Regions from separate parts of the Homo sapiens genome. Here region 2 is linked to region 1. The links are chromatin loops, found by intact Hi-C in ENCODE. Cell type or tissue: B cell. All regions are shown on one strand. Each heading gives the region's core, and the rest is flanking DNA. Links, peaks and the distances in the headings are about the cores only. Region 1 overlaps NDE1 (nudE neurodevelopment protein 1). Region 2 overlaps ABCC1 (ATP binding cassette subfamily C member 1 (ABCC1 blood group)).

Evidence for each region. A loop is a pair of places that touch in the nucleus more often than their neighbours do. Peaks named below come from ENCODE experiments on the same cell type or tissue, not always from the same donor. Only the 100,000 strongest peaks of a DNase experiment are listed, where the experiment ranks them.
Region 2: it touches region 1 in a loop (33-fold over the local background); 7 of 110 quality-filtered maps call a loop at or near these places.

What each region holds. Positions count from the first base shown.
Region 1 is chr16:15,699,686-15,710,501 of GRCh38, forward strand. The region is part of intron 8 of NDE1 (nudE neurodevelopment protein 1); the gene reads left to right. It overlaps MYH11 (myosin heavy chain 11), which reads right to left. Exons shown (of 41, transcript NM_002474.3): 41 at 3,450-4,438. The coding sequence ends at 4,306. Among named protein-coding and RNA genes, the nearest start is that of NDE1, 55 kb to the left of the region's middle. In B cell, for the core only: CTCF peaks have their summits at 5,002 (motif pointing left) and 5,205; a DNase peak (open chromatin) is centred at 5,006; H3K27ac peaks cover 326 bases.
Region 2 is chr16:16,123,953-16,134,768 of GRCh38, forward strand. It overlaps ABCC1 (ATP binding cassette subfamily C member 1 (ABCC1 blood group)), which reads left to right. Exons shown (of 31, transcript NM_004996.4): 25 at 837-963; 26 at 1,858-1,959; 27 at 7,837-7,983; 28 at 10,398-10,556. Among named protein-coding and RNA genes, the nearest start is that of ABCC6, 94 kb to the right of the region's middle. RefSeq lists an enhancer at 7,926-8,425. In B cell, for the core only: CTCF peaks have their summits at 3,893 and 4,094; a DNase peak (open chromatin) is centred at 3,859.

The DNA.
Region 1 (10,816 bases), core at 1,556-9,555:
CACAGCTGTTATGTCAGCTTAATTTGGTTTGCTCTGTCTGAAGGTTGGGGAAGCGCCTGGAATTTGGGAAGCCGCCTTCACACATGTCTTCATCGCCGCTGCCGTCAGCCCAGGGGGTAGTCAAGATGTTGCTTTAGGAAAACCACGGAAGCTGAAGGTCTTGGTGTTGGTGCGGAAGTCGTTACCTTTTGTCGTCTTTTTACACTAGGTTTTTGTTTTAAGTTAGTTTGAGAAATAAGAGCAGTCACCATAGTTAGTTAGCTTTGCGGCCCAAGCCAATGACCGAGGCCATCACCTGTGCTCTGGGGTTTGTCCCTGGGAAATGTCTTTTCATCCTTACCTGCCACCGTGTGCATTGCAAAGAGGGACAAAAGGGGCTCTCTGGGAAGGGCTCTAAGTTGTCGGTGATGAGGCTACCGTGTTGTTTTTGAGATAGAGTCTTGCTCTGTCACCCAGGCTGGAGTGTGGTGGCGTGATCTCAGCTCACTGCAACCTCCGCCTCCTGGGTTCAAACGGTTCTTGTTCCTGAGTCTTCCAGGTAGCTGGGATTACAGGCACCCACCACCACACCTGGCTGAATTTTTTGTATTTTTAATAGAGACGGGGTTTTGCCATGTTGCCCAGTGTGGTCTTGAACTCCTGGCCTCAAGTGATCCTCCCATCTCGGCCTCCCAGAATGCTGGGATTTCAAGCATGAGCCATCGTTCCCATGCCCCATTGTGTTGCACTAACCCAAGCGGAGGTCCTGATTGGTCTTTTTTTTTTTTTTCTTTTTTGAGACAGAGTCATGCTCTTGCCCTGTCTTGTCCAGGCTGGAGTGTAGTGGTGCAATTTCGGCTCACCGCAGCCTCCGCCTCCTAGGTTCAAGCGATTCTCTTATCTCAGCTTCCCAAGTAGCTGGGACTACAGGAGTGTGCCACTACACCCACTAATTTTGTATTTTTAGTGAGAAACGGGGTTTCACCATGTTGGCCATGCTGGTCTTGAACTCCCGGCCTCAAGTGATCCTCCCGCCTCAGCCTCCCAGAGTGCTGGAATTACAGGCCTGAGCCACCGTGCCTGGCCCCTGATTGGTCTTGACAGGTGTTTTTAATGTCCCAAGTCTCCGTAAATGTGGGATGGAGCTTCTCTCAGAGGCTCTTCCCCCCAACTCCCAACCAGGTGGAATCGTCTTCCAGAACAAAATCTCCCAGTGCTTTGTGGTGTACTGAAATCATGTCTAAGAACAGAGAACTTAACAGTCACATGCCTTTTTAAAAACTGGAATAGGCTGGGCGCGGTGGCTCAGGCCGGTAATCCTAAGACTTTGGAAGGCCGAGGCGGGTGGATTACCTGAGGTCAGGAGTTCAAGACCAGCCTGGCCAACATGGTGAAACCCCATCTCTACTAAAAATACAAAAAATTAGCTGGGTGCAGTGGTGCGTGCCTATAATTCCAGCTACTCCAGATGTTGAGGCAGGAGAGTTGCTTGGACCCGGGAGGTGGAGGGTGCAGTGAGCCAAGATTGCGCTACTGTACTCCAGCCTGGGCAACAGAGTGAGACTCCGTCTCCAAAAAAAAAAAAAAAGGTGTCATAAACCTCTGAGACTGTAGCCTGCTTCTTAGCTTCTCATTGAGATTCCTAGAGGTGCGTTCGAGTTTTCAGAGTAATTTTCCAGACCAACCAGCGTCAGTGGGAAATCTGACCTCTTTTGGCAAACTGCGATCATTCATTTTCCTGAGTCCCCTGGTGGGGTGGGGGGAATTCTGCCTCAGGACCCTGAGGGGTCTTTGGGGCAAGATGGCCTTGGTAATGCAGCCACTAAGAACAGGACTTCATTCAAAGGCATAATGAAGTAACCAGGGTGACCATCAAGTAAAATTAAAGCACAAGATCATTGTAGGAGGCTTCCTTGTCAAAGACGTGAACGTGGGATTTCCAACGCACCATGGTGTGTCCACTCATCACTGCATGTTAGGAACTGCTGTCTCTTTGGGACACGAGTTAAAAGAACACACTAATTTCTGGAGTGTGCCTGCAGCTTCACGGCCTTCATTTTGTTACTAAGTTATTTTCTGGAAGAACAGCAAAAATTTCAGGTTGAAAACAGAACTTTCCAAGTGCTACTGAAATTCCGCAGAGAATTACGCTGCGATGGTGGGTTTCTTACCCTAGAAACATCCTAACCTGTATCCACAGAAGATGTCCTTTTATTTTTTTAAAAGATCAATAAAATCAAGAGAAACGAATGTTGAACTTGTTGGGCTTCTGGTCAAAGAGGCTTTGTATGTTTATACTTTAATGTTTTCCCACAGAGTGGTGAAAAACTTTTTTTAACCAAGTTAAAAAATATGAAAAAATCTTTTTGAAAATTTCTATTCAAGCCAGGTTTTTAGAAATGTATCCGGGATGTGTTTGTGCGTCATTCAAGGCATATTAGCATCTGGTCACAAGATGGAGTCCTTTGTTTCCATGTTTCCTGTCTCCCAAATCTGTCTGATCCCATGGAGTTGGTGGTATACGGCATCGTTTGTGTTGAACAGAGCCTTTGCAGGCATGTCTGTCTAAAACACTCAAGCTGAAAGAAGGACAGGGCCTACAGCTTGTTTTTATGGCCCTTACTCTAAGAATGATTTATTATGTTTTTAAGGGTTGTTTTAAAGAAGATGAATATTCGGCAAGACCATATGTAGCCTGTAAAGGCTAAAATACTATCTGGCTGGGTGGGTGGTGGTGGTGGTGTGAGAGACAAGGTGTTACTGTTACCTAGGCTGCAGTGCAGTGGCGTGATCATAGCTCACTGCAGCCTGGAACTCCTGGCTCACATGATCCTCCTGCCTTAGCCTTCCAAGAGGTTGGGAGTACAGGTGTGCACTATCCTGCCTGGCTTACTAACAACAACAACAAAAAAACACCTTTTTTTTATAGAGACGGGGGTCTCTCTCGGCTAGGCTGGCCTCCAACTCCTGGCCTCAAGTGATTTTCCCATCTCAGCCTCCCAAAGTGCTGGGATTCCAGGTGTGAGCCACTGTACCCAGCCACCATCTGACGTTTTGTGGAAAGTGTTTGCTGACTCATTGGACAAGACCTTGTGTTTTAACTCAAAAAATCAAGGAAATCCTGTATTTTTCTTAAGATACTGGTTTTGATGAGTCAAGATGTTCTTCCCAGTCATGTTCGAGGGCAGGGGGCAGTGGCCCTTAGACCACACATCACCTTATTTCTCTCCCCTGCCCTCCCTGCTGAGCGGCCCAGTAACCCCCTTAGACAGTCTCACTTTGCATCTCTGCTCTGCTCTCTGGCTGGCTGTGGGGTTGTAGGCAATTGATTTCACCTCTCTAGGCCTCAGTTTCTGCATTCATGACGTTAACCCTGACTTCAGAGAATCTTTGGGACGATGAAGCAAAACCCAGCCTTCCCCAACTCCTTTTCCTCTATAGAAAACAGCTCAACAGAAAAGCCAACGACATTGTGATTTATAACCATTTATTAGTGAAAGTGTTTTTAAGCACAGTCAGGGTGTAAACAGTGCAGCATTCCTGCTCCCCTCCGTGGGAGCAGCGTCTCCTTTTCAATTCATGTGACTACAGAAGGCACTTGGTGAACTGTGCGTGTCTGAGGTGTGGAAACCAGGAGAGGGGGAAAGAATTCTCAAAGGCCTGACGTGAGAAGTTGGAAAGGTTTGCAGGTTAGGGAATGAATTGGGAGTGGGGGCCGGCGGCACCCATTTCGGTGACTTTCTCCCCATTTCATGTAAACAGAATTGCCAGGGACCGGTTACCGTGGATATGTTTTTCTAAAAACTCAGTGTCTGCACAATCCATTGATAGAACTGGAGGATGTGTCTGTGTTTCCTGTTGGGTTTTTCTCATCTCTTACATCATACAAACTTCAATTTTTACCTTGAATACAGGGGTAGTAGGGGTGGTGGTGGTGGTGGTGGTTGAGACAGGGTCTCTGTTGCCCAGGCTGGAGTGCAATGATGCAATTATAGCTCATTGCAGCCTCGAAGTCCTGGGCTGGAGCGTTCTTCCTGGCTCAGCCTCCCTAGTAGCTGGGACCACAGGTGTGTACCACCACGCCCAGCTTATTTTTAAATTCTTGTATAGATGAGGTTTTACTACGTTGCCCAGGCTGGAGGGTGGTGGTTTTTATATTCCTTGTGTGAGGGGTGTCTGTGATATTTGGAATTTGAGAATGGATTTAGACAATGCTAAGTACAGTCTGCTGGGTTTTGCTTTGTTCTGGGTTGTTGTTGGGTTTTTTTTGTTTGTTTGTTTTGGTTTTTGGTTTTCTTGCCGTGGTGCAAAACTGTAGAAAGTTGCTTATTCACTGGCCTTGGTTCCATTGAAGTCTGCGTCTCGAGTGTCCGTTTCCTCCTCAGAACCATCTGCATTTTCAATAACTCTACGTCCTCCAGACCTTCTAGAAGGAACGAAAGAGGTCTCGTTTCCTCGCCTGTGGGTTGTAAGAAAACACATTATTTAGCAAAGAAATCTTCATGGTTGGGATAGATTTTTTATAAATCTATTTTAAACTTGTAGCTATAGTCCTATTGCAATATAAATTTTTTTTATGGCAGAAAACACACACGGCACAAATAAGATGCAGATATTCAAGTTGAAGTCAACAAATCATTGCCAGTCTTAAGGCATGAGTGATTGAATTTAATCAGCTGAAATTGGTTGCGGGGGTGGGTGGAGAAGGTTTTTCAAAGCAAGACGATCTGCTTTTCAATATGTCAGGCTTGGTCATTTGAGAAGCCACAGGATTCTGGTCTGCTGTGGTCTTTGATTTAGAATAGGAAAAAAACGCCAAAAACCAAGCAGGGGATTTTGTCTTCTGACTTTATTCATAGCCCATGGGGCAGAGTTGAAGAGAGAACATACTGTTTTTCTTCTGTATCTCCTCACCCCCATTCGCCTTAGAGGTGAGTTTTCAAGATTTGAATTGGAAGAAGGTGAAATGGACAAGGGCAGCCTTGAGAAGGACACAGAGGGGCTCCCTGGTTAAAAGGCGAGACAGCACCCCCTGCTGGTGTGAATGTTCATGGACTGAGTTTTCCCCACTGCAGGGACTGCTGCATCTGTTTTGCTGATCGTGGAACATACCGCACATGGCGTAAAACAGGTGCCCAGTGAATATTAGAAAAGGAAATTATACGTGTTAATCCAAGGTGGATTATTTTATTAAATTGAGATGAGGTCTTGATATTGTTGCCCAGGCTGGTCTGGAACTCCTGAGCTCAAGCAGTTCTCCTACCTTGGCCTCCCAAAGCGCTGGCATTACAGGCGTGGGCCACCACACCTGGCCTTCAAGGTGGATTTAAAAAAGAAATTTAAGAGTCTCTCTCACCCAGGCTGGAGTGCAGTGGCATGATCTTGGCTCACTGCAACCTCTGCCTCCTGAGTTCCAGCAGTCCTTGAGCCTCAGTATTGAGTAGCTGGGACTACATGCACGTGCACACTGCCACGCCTGGCTAATTTTTGTATTTTTAGCAGAGATGGGATTTTGCCATGTGACCCAGGCTGGTCTTGAACTCCTGGCCTCAAACGATCCACCTGTCTTAGCCTCTCAAAGTGTTGGGATTACAGGTGTGTGCCAGTGCACCTGGCCTCTGAGGTGGATTTTAGCTCCAGCCAGTAGGACACCCCTGTCTCTCCTTAATGCTGCCATCTCCTCTCTGCGCTGGTTCTCTCTTGAGTTTATCACCTCGACTTCACAGGAAGGGCTGGTCACGTGAGGGGAGACTTTGGGTAGGAGGAAGAGAGTGGGCAGAAGAAGGAAAAATCAGATCTGCCTGCTGCCAGCCTTCACCGTTCAGAAGAAACACTTAACTCTTTTCAGCAACCGCAACAAATAATTATGTTGGGCTCTGGCCATCTGGCCCTGTTTGACCTGAATCGGAAGACAGGTCTTATTTTAGGACATCAAAGAAGAGAGCAGACTTTTGCTCCCCACGCAAGGGTTGGATAAGAAGCCATAAGGATGAACACAACTCAGTGACCAATTCTTTAGTCAAAAGGAACAACTCGGCTGGGCATGGTGGCTCACACCTGTAATCTCAGCACTTTGGGAGGCTGAGGCGGGCGGATCATGAGGTCAGGAGATCGAGACCATCCTGGCTAACATGGTGAAACCGTGTCTCTACTAAAAATACAAAAAATTAGCCGGGCGTGCTGGCGGGTGCCTGTAGTCCCAGCTACTCGGGAGGGAGGCTGAGGCAGGAGAATGACATGAACCCAGGAGGCGGAGCTTGCAGTGAGCCGAGATGTGGCCACTGCACTCCAGCCTAGGCGACAGGGTGAGACTCCGTCTCAAAAAAAAAAAAAAAAAAAAATCAAGGCCCAGAGATTCATGATCACTGAGAAGAGGAATTCGCAAATGACCCTTTTGTTGACAGAGGATGGGAGAGACCCCGGCTGGGAAAGCCCACCTGGCTATAAAGGATGGGACTTCCCGCAGTGCAGCGATCAGGAATAAATACTTAAAGCTGCAGCCACTTCAAAGTAAACACTCCTAGCCCAGCTTCACAGAGAAGCTTCTGGACTTGCAGCCCTACTAGAGAACTCTCCATCCTTCTCTCTCTAGATGTGACCCTTAAGTCTTTTTCTTTTTTAGCACTGTTTTCCAAGCGCTTGACTCAGAAGGATGCTCAAATTCAGCGCAGAGGAGCAGCAGTTTGACTGTTCCCTGTACGCTCCCCACACAGCTCTCTTCGTCACAGTTTTAACTCCAGGTTCAAACCCTGATGGGTTGGCCAGTTGCTGCGACTCATGCCTGTAATCCCAGCACTTGGGGAGGCCGAGGTGGGCAGATCACTCGTGAGGTCAGTTGTTCGAGGCCATCCTGGCCAATATGGTGAAACCCCGTCTCTACTAAATATACTAAATTAGCCGTGCGTGGTGGCAGGCGCCTGGAATCCCAGTCACTCAGGAGGCTGAGGCAGGAGAATTGCTTGAACCCAGGAGGTGAAGGCTGCAGTGAGCCAACGTTGTGCCACTGCACTCCAGCCTGGGAAACAGCAAGACTGTCTCCAAAAAAAAAAACAAAAAAAAATCTGATGAGCTGGGAAGTAGTCCCTAACCTCCACATCAGTGCTCTAGGCACTCTCTTTTTGGCTCTTGGAAGAGTCTATTTGCTAACTGGAAAAGCTTAATGGATAAATTTGCTCCCTTGACCTAAGAAATACATTGTGCCCTGGGCCGTTGAAGCTCCTTGCTTGGCTGTCAGCCTGCAAGATACTCTGTTTTGGCTGAAGTGCTTTTCTTGGAACTGGTTTCAAATCCTAGACCAAGGTTGACACCAACTATACCTGTTACAGGAACTAAGGGACCCCCCTAAAGGTTTTCTTAAAGGGTCTGATCCTGGAGAATCTGGAATTTTTTTTTGAAATAGAGTCTCGCTGTGTTGCCCAGGCTGGAGTGCAGTGGCGTGATCTTGGCTCACTGCAGCCTCTGCCTCCCAGGTTCAAGCGATTCTCCTGCCTCAGCCTTCCAAGTAACTGGGACTACAGACATGCCACCACTCCTGGCTAATTTTTGTATTTTTAGGAGAGACGGGGTTTTACCATGTTGGCCAGGCTGGTCCTGACCTCAAGTTATCTGCCCGCCTCGGCCTCCCAAAGTGCTGGGATTATAGGCATGACCCACTGTGCCTGGCCTAGCATTTGGATTCTATTCGTGGACTCAGCTTATCCAAGGCCTCGGGAATCATCTTGAGTGTAAGCACCTGCTAGTTTGCAAGGACTCAGTTTCCCACTGACCAGTGGGTTCTGCACTTCAGCCCACCCTGGAATTTGGCTTATCCTATGATCCCAATCAGCTGGTAGGAGAGCTGCTTGAAGTGTCCTAGAAACTCATCTGCTCCCCCACAAAACTGGCTCTTAACAAGACCTCACCCTGCGCTTTAAGTATTTTGGTAGTGACAGCAAAGCTGAGATTCTCCAAAAATGAAGATGGACACAAATGAGGGTTGGTTTGGCCTCTCCATGAGGTGAAGTCAGATCCACATGGCCTAACTTCACCTGTGAAAAGTTGGTCATGCTTGTAATCCCAGCATTTGGGGAGGCCAAGGCGCGCGGATCACCTGAAGTCAGGAGTTTGAGACCAGCCTGGCCAACATGGTGATATCCTGTCTCTAATAAAAATACAAAAATTAGCTGGGCGAGGTGGCGGGAGCCTGTAATCCCAGCTACTCAGAAGGCTGAGGTAGGAGAATCGCTTGAACCCAGGAGGCAAAGGTTGCGGTGAGCCAAGATTGCGCCATTGCACTCCAGAGCGAGACTCCGTCTCAAAAAAAAAAAAAAAAAAAAGCAAAATCCCAGAGCAGCAGAGACCTCTTCATGCTTTCTTGGGAAGGGCCCTGTGTGCATCCTTGAGTCTTGGGTATCCACTCCCCAGTCCCTGAACATGTACATGCCCGTGAAGCCTCCAGAAAAGGCTCTGCCAGGACTGTGCTTGGCTTTGCGGTGGTCAGCTTCCACCCCGTGTGCTGAAAATGCAGTTTGTAGCTAGACATCACTCAAGCCACGTGCAGCCCCCGGCATTTGTCAGACATCGCAGTGAGCTCATTTCCTTCGCAGACAAGCCTGTGAAAGCTGAATCATGGGAGGACTGGTTGCCGCGCCGCAGTTACCGTGAACTTTGTGATCTCTGACTTGTGACCCAGACCAGCCAACTAGAAGCCAAGTACGTTCTCCAGGAATGTGCCCAGATAGTGGAACTGTCATATTCATTCAGTGCAGTGTCTTCACTGGACAAGGGAGGACAGCACTGCTGAGTGCCCTAACCACGTAAGAGTGGCTTTTGGCATGAAAGGAAGAAAAATCCAAGCTACACACACAGCCTCTGCCATCTCGTCAAGATGCAGTGATAAGGGCGCACACTGTTGGGTGTCATGTCACATGTGCTGCCCAGAGGCAGGAAGGACAGTGGGTCAAGAGATGAGGTCTATTTGTCATCCTGATCTTGGTTTCAATGAAAGCTTTGCACAAAGATATCCAAGCCTCCAGATTTTGCAAGAATCTCGTGGAAATGTGCAAGGGTTTAAAAATTGGGGTGGGCAGAGGGGCGCATTGGGCAGAAAAGAAATGGATACTGAGACAACACACAGCTGCGAAGCTGAAGGCATGATACCTGGTGCATCACTGCGAAGTTTCCTGTGGGGGGGGCCCTCTGAAACAGAGAGAGAATCCCCGGAGGTTACCATCAGCAAACAAGAAGGAGCCCGGTTAAGTATATTCTTAATTGTTAAAGACATTTGCTTCGATTTAATAATTAAAGGCACTCTTTTTTATTTTGAGATAGTCTCTGTCACCCAGGCTGGAGTGCAGGGGTGCGATCTTGGCTCACTGCAACCTCTACGTCCTGGATTCAAGTGATCCCCTTGTCTCAGCCTCCCGAGTAGCTGGGATTACAGGCAGGCCCCACGTGCTTGGCTAATTTTTGTATTTTTAGTACAGATGGGGTTGCACTATGTTGGTCAGGCTTGTCTCCAACTCCTGATGTCAATGATCTTCCTGCCTTGGCCTCCCAAGGTGCTGGGATTTGGGATTACAGGCATGAACCACCGCACCTGGCATTAAAAGCACCCTTAAGTCAACGTTGCAGTGAATCACCTGACGCCAAGAGCATTTGGTGAGGCTGGTAGATGAAAGGATAAGCAGTTTTTTGATACTCTGTCACCCAGGATGGAGTGCACTGGCATGATCTATCTCTGCTCACTGCAACCTCCACCTCCCGGGTTCAAGCGATTCTCCTGCCTCAGCCTCCCGAGTAGCTGGGATTACAGGCATGCACCACCGTGGCTGGCTAATTTTCATATTTTTAGTAGAGACGGAGTTTCACCATGTTGGCCATGCTGGTCTCGAACTCCTGACCTCAAGTGATCCACCCACCTCGGCCTCCCAAAGAGCTGGGATTACAGGTGTGAGCCACTGCACCCGGCTCAGTTTTTTAAATGGAAAGGAAAATGTCTGTCCTTTAGAGCTACTTTTAAGAACCTCCTATAAATCCCATGATTGCATACTGGTTCAGGGAAGTAAAAGCATTTGAGCAAGCTAGTTTGAGAAATCAGTGTTGGAACAGAAGCCAAGAAGTCCCAGGCAAGGAACCTGCAGCCGCCTGTCCCTTGGTTTATGATTACTTGCTCTTCATTAGCTTTCGGGCCTCTAGCAAGAGAGGAGAGGTGGAGGCCTTGTACAGCTCTTGCCGGAGGTAACTGGCAGTGTAGCCAGTGGTAGGTAAGTGGGTCTGGCTTTAGAGAGGGCTTGTGTCGAGATGCGTCTGGCTGATAGAACTTGGTGAAACTCGCACTACAGTTCCTTCTTGGCTGAGGAGCCAGGCATGCTTACCAACCTCCCTCAGGGCTCTAGTGCCTGATTTTATGTTTTTGTGCACCCAAAAGATGCAGAAGGCAGGACAGACCTTCCACCTGCATTATGTGTGTATTCGTGTCGGAACTGGCAAAAATGGTCTTTTTGTTCCACTTTGCCCTTGGCTGCCCAAGAAGGCTCAAGTGTCTGGGGCAGAACCCACAGGAGGTGTCCAGTGTGTGCTAAAGAATCACTGGGCCGGCCGGGCATGGTGGCTCACGCCTGTAACCCCAGCACTTTGGGAGACCGAGGCAGGTGGATCACGAGGTCAGGAGATCGAGACCATCCCAGCCAGTATGGTGAAACCTTGCCACTACTAAAAATACAAAAATTAGCCAGGTGTGGTGGCACGCACCTGTAATCTCAGCTACTTGGGAGGCTGAGGCAGGAGAATCGCTTGAACCTGGGAGGCAAAGGTTGCAGTGAGCCGAGATCGCGCCACTGCACTCCAGCCTGGCAAC
Region 2 (10,816 bases), core at 831-8,830, 420 kb after region 1:
GCGGCAGTGAGCTGTGATCATGTCATCCACACTCCAGCCTGGATGGCAGAGTAAGACCCCATCTCAAAAAAACAAAATGACAGAAAACATGATTTCTGTTTCTATTTTAAAGGGTAAAATAGTATATTTTAACACTTTGAAATGAAGAGTCTGGGCTTGGGAACGTTACAATGATGTTTACTCGTACTAGTTACGCACTCCCCTCCCAGATCTGTCTCGTAACAAGAGACTGTTATTTTCTACTTGTTTTTAGCCAAAAGGCCGAGAAACGATGGTTATTTTAAATCCCTAGTGTCTCTTACAGTTGATGTCTTCTTAGTATTTAGGAATTTCCAGGACATCTTTTTGTTGTTGTTAATGCACTGTGTGTGTGTGTGTGTGTGTGTGTGTGTGTGTGATTATAGGAGTGACCCACTACGCCCGGCTGTGTGTGTGTGTGTGTGTGTGTGTGTGTGTGTATGTGTGTGTGTGTGATTATAGGAGTGACCCACTACGCCCGGCCTATGTGTATGTATTTTAAAGGCTTCAATGAGAAAAAAGTTGGTTCTTAAAAAGGCAAGCTTCAGATTCCAGGGAAGATTGCCTCTGGAGAGCTCTGTTTTAATCCATGGGTTTGCCAGATTAATGAGGATTTACTGGCCTCGTGCCTTCGGCCCTCCCTACCCTGCGCCCATTGTGCATGTTTTGAAAAAGCAGTGCCAGGAAGGACTCTCTCTGGAATTACTGCGGAGTTACTTGAGTTAGCAAAGAATCCCCTTCCTCCCCCAAGAGCTGTAAGCCAAGTCTCTGTAGAGCTGACTCCATGCCTGTTTGTCTGCCTGTGTGTCTTGGCGCAGGTGGCTGGCCGTGCGGCTGGAGTGTGTGGGCAACTGCATCGTTCTGTTTGCTGCCCTGTTTGCGGTGATCTCCAGGCACAGCCTCAGTGCTGGCTTGGTGGGCCTCTCAGTGTCTTACTCATTGCAGGTAAGAGGGGATGCTCTTGGCTGGATTATTAAAGTCTGTTAATGGGGGAGCCAGTTGTCCTTGGCTTTGGATTCCAGCTCCAACAGGAATGGGGGAGAGGAACTTGAGAGGTACGGAGTTTGAGGAGCAGGTACAGTGCCACAGTGCCTGGTGACCAACTAGAGCAGGAGACGGATTTGACATGTGGCCAGGATTTTCCCCATCAGTCACACAGATTCCTTAGTGGCCCAAGAGGATACTTCCAGGTACGAGGGGAATGCTTTTAAAGCTATGAATTTCCCTCTAAGAACTGCTTTAGCTGCATCTCACAAATGATGATACATTGTGTTTTCATATTGTCACCTGGCTAAAAATATTTTCCAGTTTCTTATTATGTGGCCCATGAGTTATTTTGGAAATGTGTGTGCTTAGGAGATGGCAATGTGGCAGGCCTGGGTGATGGCTATACCTGGGGTTGCTAATTTCGGTACCTTTCTTACCTGAATGTTTCATAACTCATAACCTTTTATTTTTATTTATTTATTTTTTTTGGAGACGGAATCTCACTCTGTCACCCAGGCTGGAATGCAGTGGTGGGATCTCGGCTCACTGCAACCTCTGCCTCCTGGGTTCAAGTGATTCTTCTGCCTCAGCCTCCCAAATAGCTGGGTTTACAGGTGTGCGTCACCATGCCTGGCTAATTTTTATATTTTTAGTAGTGACTGATGGGGTTTCGCCACATCGGCCAGGCTGGTCTCAAACCCCTGACCTCAGGTGATCTGACCGCCTCAGCCTCCCATAATTCATACTTGTTGAAAATAATTTGTTTCCTATTATCTCAGTGGAAAAAAAGAAAAAGGAAAGTCAAGTACGCCCGCTTACTCTAGAAATGCCACGTGACTCTTCCACTCACAGGTCACCACGTACTTGAACTGGCTGGTTCGGATGTCATCTGAAATGGAAACCAACATCGTGGCCGTGGAGAGGCTCAAGGAGTATTCAGAGACTGAGAAGGAGGTAGGCAAGGGCCCCTGGCTGGACCTCTTGGTCTTTGGTGTAGCTTTACCCCAAGGAGATCTCTGGACCCTATCCTGTGCACCTCTGCCTCTGAGCTGGATACCTCACCAGGTAGAAGTGCATCTTAACGCTTGTCCAGTCTTTTTGCAGCACTTATTTAGAGCCCGGTTTTAGGGTGAAAATAGTTTACCGGCTTTACCCAAGATCTGGGGTATCCATATACGAGACTGTGGGATGCTGTCAGGGCATTCAGAAGGTATTCACATTGTGAAGAAGTTTCCCCCTCTATTTCTCTTTCATAACTTCTGATGGTATCACAGAGAAAGTCTTAGTCTGGGGCTAGCAGGTCTTTAACACCTTAGCAATTGAGATGATCTCCCTTCAACAGACAGATAAACAGCAGCCCTCACACTTGGAGTCTTCAACAGGACGGATTCTGTCTATCAGAAATAACCTTCTGTTATTTGTTATGAATTTGGTTTTTTTGTGTGTGTGATGGAGTCTCACTGTCACCCAGGCTGGAGTGCAGTGGCACAATCTCGGCTCACTGCAACCTCCTCCTCCCAGGTTCAAGTAATTCTCCTGCCTCAGCCTCCCAAATAGTTGGGATTACAGGTGCCTGTCATCATGCCTGGCTAATTTTTGTATTTTTAGTAGAGATGGGGGTTTCACTAAGTTGGCCAGTCTGGTCTCAAACTCTTGACCTCAGGTGATCCGCCTGCCTCAGCCTCCCAAAGTGCTGGGATTACAGGCGTGAGCCACTGCGCCTGGCCTGTTATGTATTTGTATAGGGGACTCCTGTTACGGAAAATAATACTACTTTTCCTTTTGTGATTGTAATAAATTTTCCTCTTAAGTAAGTTGAGAAATTAAGTCTAAGTGACTTGATTAAGCATATTAAAACAACAAGAGAATGAGTACATGCATACTACACGAATGATGTAGCTGGGAACTGACCAAAGTTTGGGAAACCCTGCCGTTATTGAACCCCAGTCCCCTTTTTATAGATGGAGAAAAAGGGAACCTGGGGAGGGACAACAGCTGATCCAAGGTCCCACGTGGCTTGGTAGAACAGCTGGGACTAGGACCCGTGCCTCCAGTCTTTGATGTTGCGTTGCCCTTAATAACTGCCTTCTTAGGCCCTGAACAGCAGCACAAGTAGGAACAGCAGTGATAATAGATAATCACAATAATGCCTGGCGACACCCCCACCCTACATTAATGATAACAGGGACACACATAGTGCCTTGTAGAATGTCAGGCCCAGACTTAAACGTTTAATATAGAGTAATGCACTCAGTCTTTACCCCGCTCTATGACTGATTTTTGAGACACGGTCTCACTCTTGCCCGGGTTGGAGTGTAGTGCGATCTCATTCGCTGCCTCCCAGGCTCAAGTGATTCTCCTACCTCTGCCTCCTGAGTGTCTGGGACCACGGGCATATGCCATCACACCGGACTGATTTTTGTATTTTTAGTAGAGACGGGATTTTGCCCAGACTCATCTTGATCTCCTGAGCTCTAGTGATCTGCCTGCCTTGGCCTCCCAAAGTGCTGGGATTACAAGCGGGAGCCACCATGCCCAGCCCAGCCCTATAATTTAGATGCTACTATTACCCCCATTTTACAGGTGAGGAAACTGAGACAAAAAGCTGAAGTTACTTGCCCAAGATCACATGGCTGGTAAATGGCAGACCTAGGCGTTGAGCCTGTGCCTCCTCAGAGACCCTATCCAGTGCCATGGGAGTCATGCTACCCGGCCTCCTGAGGAGAGATGCCCCTTGGGAGTGAGACCAAGGCCTCTGTAAGGTCTGTCCTCCTGAGGAATTCACAGAGGTGACCTCGGCCCACTCCTTTAACATTCTGACTGGGTGAACCAGGTCCCATGTCACGGGTGAGCATTGTAAGAATGGCGTGAGTGCCCCCGTGAGGAACCAAGGGTGTATTACACCGGCGGCTTCCAACTTGACACTGAATTTAATTCACTTACAAGGTATTTCATTAGGTTTTTTTTTTTTTTTTTTTTAGATGGAATTTGGCTTTTTTTTTGCCCAGGCTGGAATGCAGTGGCACGATCTCAGCTCACTGCAACCTCCACCTCCTGGGTTCAAGTGATTCTCCTGCCTCAGCCTCCCAATTAGCTGGGATTACAAGTACCCACCACCCCGCCCAGCTAACTTATTTCATTAGTTTTTATAATAGCCTCATTGACATGTGAATTTCACATGCCATGGAATTCACCCAGTTAAAGCGTTCAGTTAGATTGAATTCAGTTTTTTTTTTGTTTGTTTGAGACTTAAGTCTCGCTCCAGCCTGGAGTGCAGTGGCATGATCTCAGCTCACTGCAACCTCCTTCTCCTGGGTTCAAGCGATTCCCAGCCTCCTGAGTAGCTGGGATTACAGGCGATTTTTGTATTTTTAGTAGAGAAGGGATTTCACCATGTTGGCCCGGCTGGTCTCGAACTCCTGACCTCGTGATCCACCCGCCTCAGCCTCCCAAAGTGCTGGGATCACAGGTGTGAGCCACCACACCCGGCCTGAGTTCAGTTTTTAAAAGCATTTTACTTTTGACTGACTTTTATATTTTTAGAAGGATCGTGTTTGACAAACCCAAGAGAAAGTAATTGTCCTCATTAGTCCTACCACTATTCTGTATTTGCATGTATTTTTATATATAGATAGAAAGTTCCACATACTTCTCTCCATTCCGCTCACTGTGTTGTTATAGCATCTCCCCTTCAATTATGTACATAAATTATAAAATAGAGATACACTTGTTGTTTTAAAAAAGAAAAAATCAATACAGGGCTGGACACAGTGGCCCACGCCTGCAATCCCAGCACTTTGAGAGGCCAAGGTGGGTGGATCACTTGAAGCCAGGAGTTCGAGACCAGCCTGGCCAACGGTGAATCCCGTCTCTACTAAAAATACAAAAATTAGTTGGCATGGTGGCAGGTGCCTATAATTCCAGCTACTTGGGAGGCTGAGGTGGGAGGATCGCTGGAACCCGGGAGGTGGAGGTTGCAGTGAGCTGAAGAAACATCACTGCACTCCAGCCTGGGTGACAGAGTGAGACTCTGTCTCGAAAAACAAAAAAACAAAGAAGTTTATGGTGGAGAAAGACAGTTTGTTCCTGTTCGCCCCGTTCCTCTCCTCTCCAGAGAGAGGCCCCATTAGCATTCGGGTGAATTTCCCCCAAAACTTTCCCGTGTGGATTCCCACATACCCCAACACTTTTGTTTGCTTGTTTCTTTTTCTTTTAACGTAAGTGGAATCTACCTGTTATCCTGTGAAACCTTTTCTTTAACCATGAGGCACCTTTGCATCTGTGTATAGTAACAGTCACTGCCTCTAAGGGCTGCTGTGAGGCTCAGATGAGATCATGGGTCTCAAGTGCTGAGCAGAGCAACTTGCCTTAGTTGCATTGTAAGCGCTCAATAATAACATTTATTTTTTGGCCAGGCGCGGTGGCTCACGCCTGTAATCCCAGCACTTTGGGAGGCCAAGGCAGATGGATCACTTGAGCCCAGGAGTTTGAGACGATCCTGGGCAACATGGTGAGACATCGTCTCTACAAAATAAAAAATAATACTTTTTGTTGTTGGCGGTGGTGGTGGGGTTTTTTTTTGTTTTTTTTTTTTTGAGACAGAGGAGTCTTGCTGTGTCACCCAGACTGGAGTGTAGTGGTTTTATCTTGGCTCACTGCAACCTCTGCCTCCCAGATTCTAGTGATCGTCGTGTCTCAACCTCCCAAGTAGCTGAGATTACAGGCTCCCACCATCAGGCCCAGCTAATTTTTGTATTTTTAGTAGAGCCAGGGTTTCACCATGTTGGTCAGGCTGGTCTCAAACTCCTGACCTCAAGTGTTCTGCCCACCTCGGCCTCCCTAAGTGCTGGGATTACAGGTGTGAGCCACTGCGCCGGCAACGCTGTGATTTTATAGCACGTCCACAAAAGGGCTGCATGTCTTGCCTAAAAGTTGCCCGGCGTTTTCTTGTTATGTGCCGTCTGCAGTGCCCCTGAGCTTGGCCATGTGCTCTGCAGCCTGGTTCAGCACCTGTGTGTGCCCTGGACGGGGAGGTGCATTCCCCGAGGCTAAAACCAGTGAACCTGGCCCAGGCCATATCCAGCTGTGGGCCTCAGGAAATGCTGAACTGAACTACTTTTCAAAAGGAGGGTTGTGTGTCCCTGGGCAAGTTACCGCCCCTCTCTGTGTCTCAGTCTCCTTGTGTGTAAACTGGGGATAATGAAAGGACCCTCCCACATGGGGTTGCTGTGAGGATTGGATGAGACACTGCGATACAGATGCTGCTTTTATCCTTGCCTTCCTGCCGGGGTGGGCAGCCAGGGTAACTCACTTTTATTGTCGTGTCTGTCCAGAGAAGACCACTCATTTCATTGACTCCATTTATAAATATTTATTTAAATTTTTTTTTATCAAAAAGTAAGTTTTATTGGCATCTAAAAACAAAATTCACCCAACACTGAAACATACTTCAATATTTATGTTATTGTTTTCTTGTTTCTTTTTTACTCACTGCAGTGTGAGGAACAAATCACATTTACTTTGGAGAAACAGAGACCATAGTGTAGATTTTACAAAATCACTTTTTAAACTCTCTGTATTGCGCTCCTCAAATACCTAGAGCCAGTCTGTGCATAACATGGCACACTGTTGTCTAAACCGTAAAATTTTGCATCAGCCTAAAGATATGGATAAGATATACCTCCACTTGCTCTTTTGAAATACATCTATTACCTTATCCAGCCTAATGATAGTTACCTAAAAAATTCTTTGTTCCGTAGGAAGTCTCTGACAAGCTGTTATTCATTTCCTTGACGTTAAAAGAATCTGGGGGCAACATTTATATTTTATCAGAAAAACTTTTTAAAAGTTTACCTATCATGTTCATATTGAGAACAATGTCTGTGGCGGGCATGGTGGCTCACGCCTGTAATCCCAGCACTTTGGGAGGTAGAGGTGGGTGGATCATGAGGTCAGGAGTTAGAGACCAGCCTGGCCAACATGGTGAAACCACATCTCTACTAAAAATACAAAAATTAGCTGGGTGTGGTGGCGGGTGTCTGTAATCCCAGCTACTCAGGAGGCTGAGGCAGGAGAGTCGCTTGAACCTGGGAGGCAGGGGTTGCAGTGAGCTGAGATCATGCCATTGCACTCCAGCCTGGGCGACAGAGTGAGACTCCATCTCAAAAAAAAAAGAACAATGTCTATACAAATCAGTTGTACAATTATTTTAAAAGAATGGTGAGCATGAACGTCACGTTAATTCTGGCAGACAAAAATGAACAACTATGGTCCATTGAGCCATTATCTGTTACACAGAGATGACAGCTTTACAGAAGGTATCTCTGACCTACTGAGGGATGATCATGTCCTCTCAGTTTCTGTGCCTTCTACCACTAGTTCACTTTCTATATCAGCAGCTGTGTCACTCTTCTTGTTTATGTTCATAAATGTGTGTTGAACACCTACTATGTGCTCTGAGCCCTGGGATACAGCAGTGAACAATTAGAGCCTGTCCTCATTGAGTGGATGGTGCAGTGGGTGTGGGAGACAGAATACACTCAAGCATGCGAGCCCCAAGAGGGCTGGGGACAGGCAGTGCCCTGAAGGAGAAGGCAGTGCGGGAGGGGACAGAGGGACACAGGGCTGAGAGGGTGCTCTGTATCGACCAGAGATCCACAGGATGCAAGGGGGTCATTTGGGGAATAACATTCCAGGAAGGGCAACCCCCCAGTGCTGAGGCCTGGGAGGCCACCTTGGGCAGCAGAGTGAGTGAGAGGGGAGGTCAGGGGAGTCACAGCTTTACCAGATGGACTGGAAATTCCTTACTCTCTCCCTTCACTGCGATCGAAGGCGCCCTGGCAAATCCAGGAGACAGCTCCGCCCAGCAGCTGGCCCCAGGTGGGCCGAGTGGAATTCCGGAACTACTGCCTGCGCTACCGAGAGGACCTGGACTTCGTTCTCAGGCACATCAATGTCACGATCAATGGGGGAGAAAAGGTGGGTACACATCGCCCCATTCCCTCACCCATTCCCAGTCGGGCACAGGGTGCCATCGGGCAGGTGAACCTAGCTGCAGCGTCTCCCCAGTCACTCACGGCTCCACACCTTTGCTTGAATGGCTTTTTGGGGGGCTGGGAGTGGACTGTGGCAGTAAAAGCTGTTCAGAGCGCATACAGCTTGCAGAAGTGAAGGCTTTTAGGTGAACTGACAGCCTGAAGACCAAATGAGCCCCACAGATTTGTTTTGGAAGATTTTTTGTTGTTGTTGTTGAGAGAGGGTCTTGCTCTGTTACCCAGGCTAGAGTGCAGTGGTGTGATCTCAGCCCACTGCAGCGGCAGCCTCCCAAGTGGGGGGACTACACATGGTTGGGAGTGCAGGTGTGTGCCACTGCACCTGGCTAATTTTTGTATTTTTTGTAGAGATGGGGGTCCTACTATGTTGTCCAGGCTGATCTGGAACTCTTGAGCTCAACCGGTCTGCCCGCCTCAGCTTCCCAAAGTGCTGGGATTACAGGAATCAGCCACCATTCCTGGCCCCTGGAAGAAGTTCTTTTTTTGTTTTTTGGTTGGTTGTTTTTTTTTTTTTTTTTTTTTTTTTTTTTGAGATGGAGTCTTACTCTGTTGCCAAGGCCAGAGTGCAGGGGCCCGATCTCAGCTCACTGCAACTTCTGCCTCCTGGGTTCAAGTGATTCTCCTGCCTTAGCCTCCCGAGTAGCTGGGACTACAGGCATGCGCCACCATGCCTAGCTAATTTTTGTGTTATTAGTAGAGATGGGGTTTTGCCATGTTGGCCAGGGTGGTCTTGAACTCCTGACCTCAACTGATCCACCCGCCTCAGCCTCCCCAAGTGCTGGGATTACAGGTGTGAGCCACTGCACCTGGCCTGGAAGAAATTTGAATAAGTTGCAAATACTGAAAAATCTGGAAGACTTAATATAAAAATTTATTTTCTGCTTTTTTTGGAAGATCAGAACATCTGGCAACATCAGGTCAATCCTCCCCCGCCTGGCTCTTTCTAGTCAACCTGTGAGCCTCCTGGTTCACCCCAGTCCCTCCCTGTCCCATTCATTGCCTAGTTGGCCCCTCCAAAACATTAGAATTTGTGATCTCTAGAATAAGGTGTCACCATCCCTTCTAGGGGGATGGCTCAAGGGAAGTGAGAAATTGTCAGAATTTTGGAACCTTCTCTTGGTTCCGAGCTGTTCTTGGAAGAGGTTCCTTGACCTGAGTGATACCCTTAGACTTTCCTCTGGAATTGGTCTGACAGTCTTCCTGGCCATTTGCTGGGGGACAAGGCTGCTTTCACCTCTGAACATATGGACTTATTGAACTGTTCCTACGTACCTCCCACAAAGCTCAGAACATTCTGTTCCCAGCAGATAATTTCTCTCTGAGTTACAGAGAAGAGCAGAGTGGGTGATGTTCTTGCTGTCTTTTTTTGTTTTTGTTTTTGTTTTTGTTTTTGTTTTGTTTTGTTTTGTTTTGAGACAGCCTCTCACTCTGTCACCCAGGCTGGAGTCCAGTGGTGCTATTTCGGCTCACTGCAACCTCCGTCCCCTGGGTTCAAGTGATTCTCCTGCCTCCGTCTCCCGAGTATCTGGGACTACAGGTGCATGCCACCACGCCCAGCTAATTTTTGTAGTTTTAGTAGAGATGGGGTTTTACCATGTTGGCCAGGCTGGTCTCGAACTCCTGACCTTCTCTGATCCACCTTCCTCGGCCTCCCAAAGTGCTGGGACTACAGGCATGAGCCACCGTGCCCCAGCCCTTGTTGAGTCTTTATGGCTTATCTCACGTCATGAGAATTTTTGCACGCATGCTGCTCTGTGACACCCCTGTAGGAGGGAAGAAGGAGCCCACTTCTCAAGAGCCAGGCAGGAAGGGGAGAACTGGAGGTCAGGAACATCATCCTTTGGCCATTAGCTAGAGAACCTAGTTCCTTCAAGAGAGGATGCATGGAGACCAGGTCATAGCAAAGGGCCGGAAGATCTGCCTGAATCTTTCAGATATTTCAACAACTCATGATGGGAAACTCACCATCAAAGGTGTGAAAAACAGTGGGGAAATGAGGAAATGCCTGATTATTACTTAATAGTTTCTTGAGTCTAAACAAATAGGGCTTTGTTGGAAATTCCTTCTGCCTCTTCTGTATCTCTTTTGAGGTCTCTAGTAACTTATAAAAAGCCGAGTCATTCCTTTTGGGAGCCTGGCAAAGGGAAGAGAGTCCTTCTTGACCTTCGGCCGAAACACCCTTAAAGGAGTGTCTCTGGGCAGCGCGCAAGGGAGAGGGCTGTCGAGTTGGGTTGACCAGATGACTGATGCCTGAGGTGGGGCCGAGATGAGGGCACTTTGGGGCAGGGACAAGTCCGGATGCCAGCATTCCCACCACACCTGGGCCCTTCTGTCCTGCAGGTCGGCATCGTGGGGCGGACGGGAGCTGGGAAGTCGTCCCTGACCCTGGGCTTATTTCGGATCAACGAGTCTGCCGAAGGAGAGATCATCATCGATGGCATCAACATCGCCAAGATCGGCCTGCACGACCTCCGCTTCAAGATCACCATCATCCCCCAGGTGGGGTCTGGGTGTGGCCCAGGGGGTGAGCCAGAGCTGGCAAGCCCTATGATTGCACTGACAGTGGTGTATGTATATTTTTGGGGCAAACATACATTTGGCCCTACTTCATCGTTCTTTTTTTTTTTTTTTTTTTTTTTTTTCCTGAAACAGGGTCTCGCTCTGTTGCCCAGAGTGGAGTGCGCTGGCGCAATCTCAGCTCACTGCAACCTCCGTCTCCCAGGCTCAAGCGATTCTCCCACCCCAGCCTCCTGAGTAGC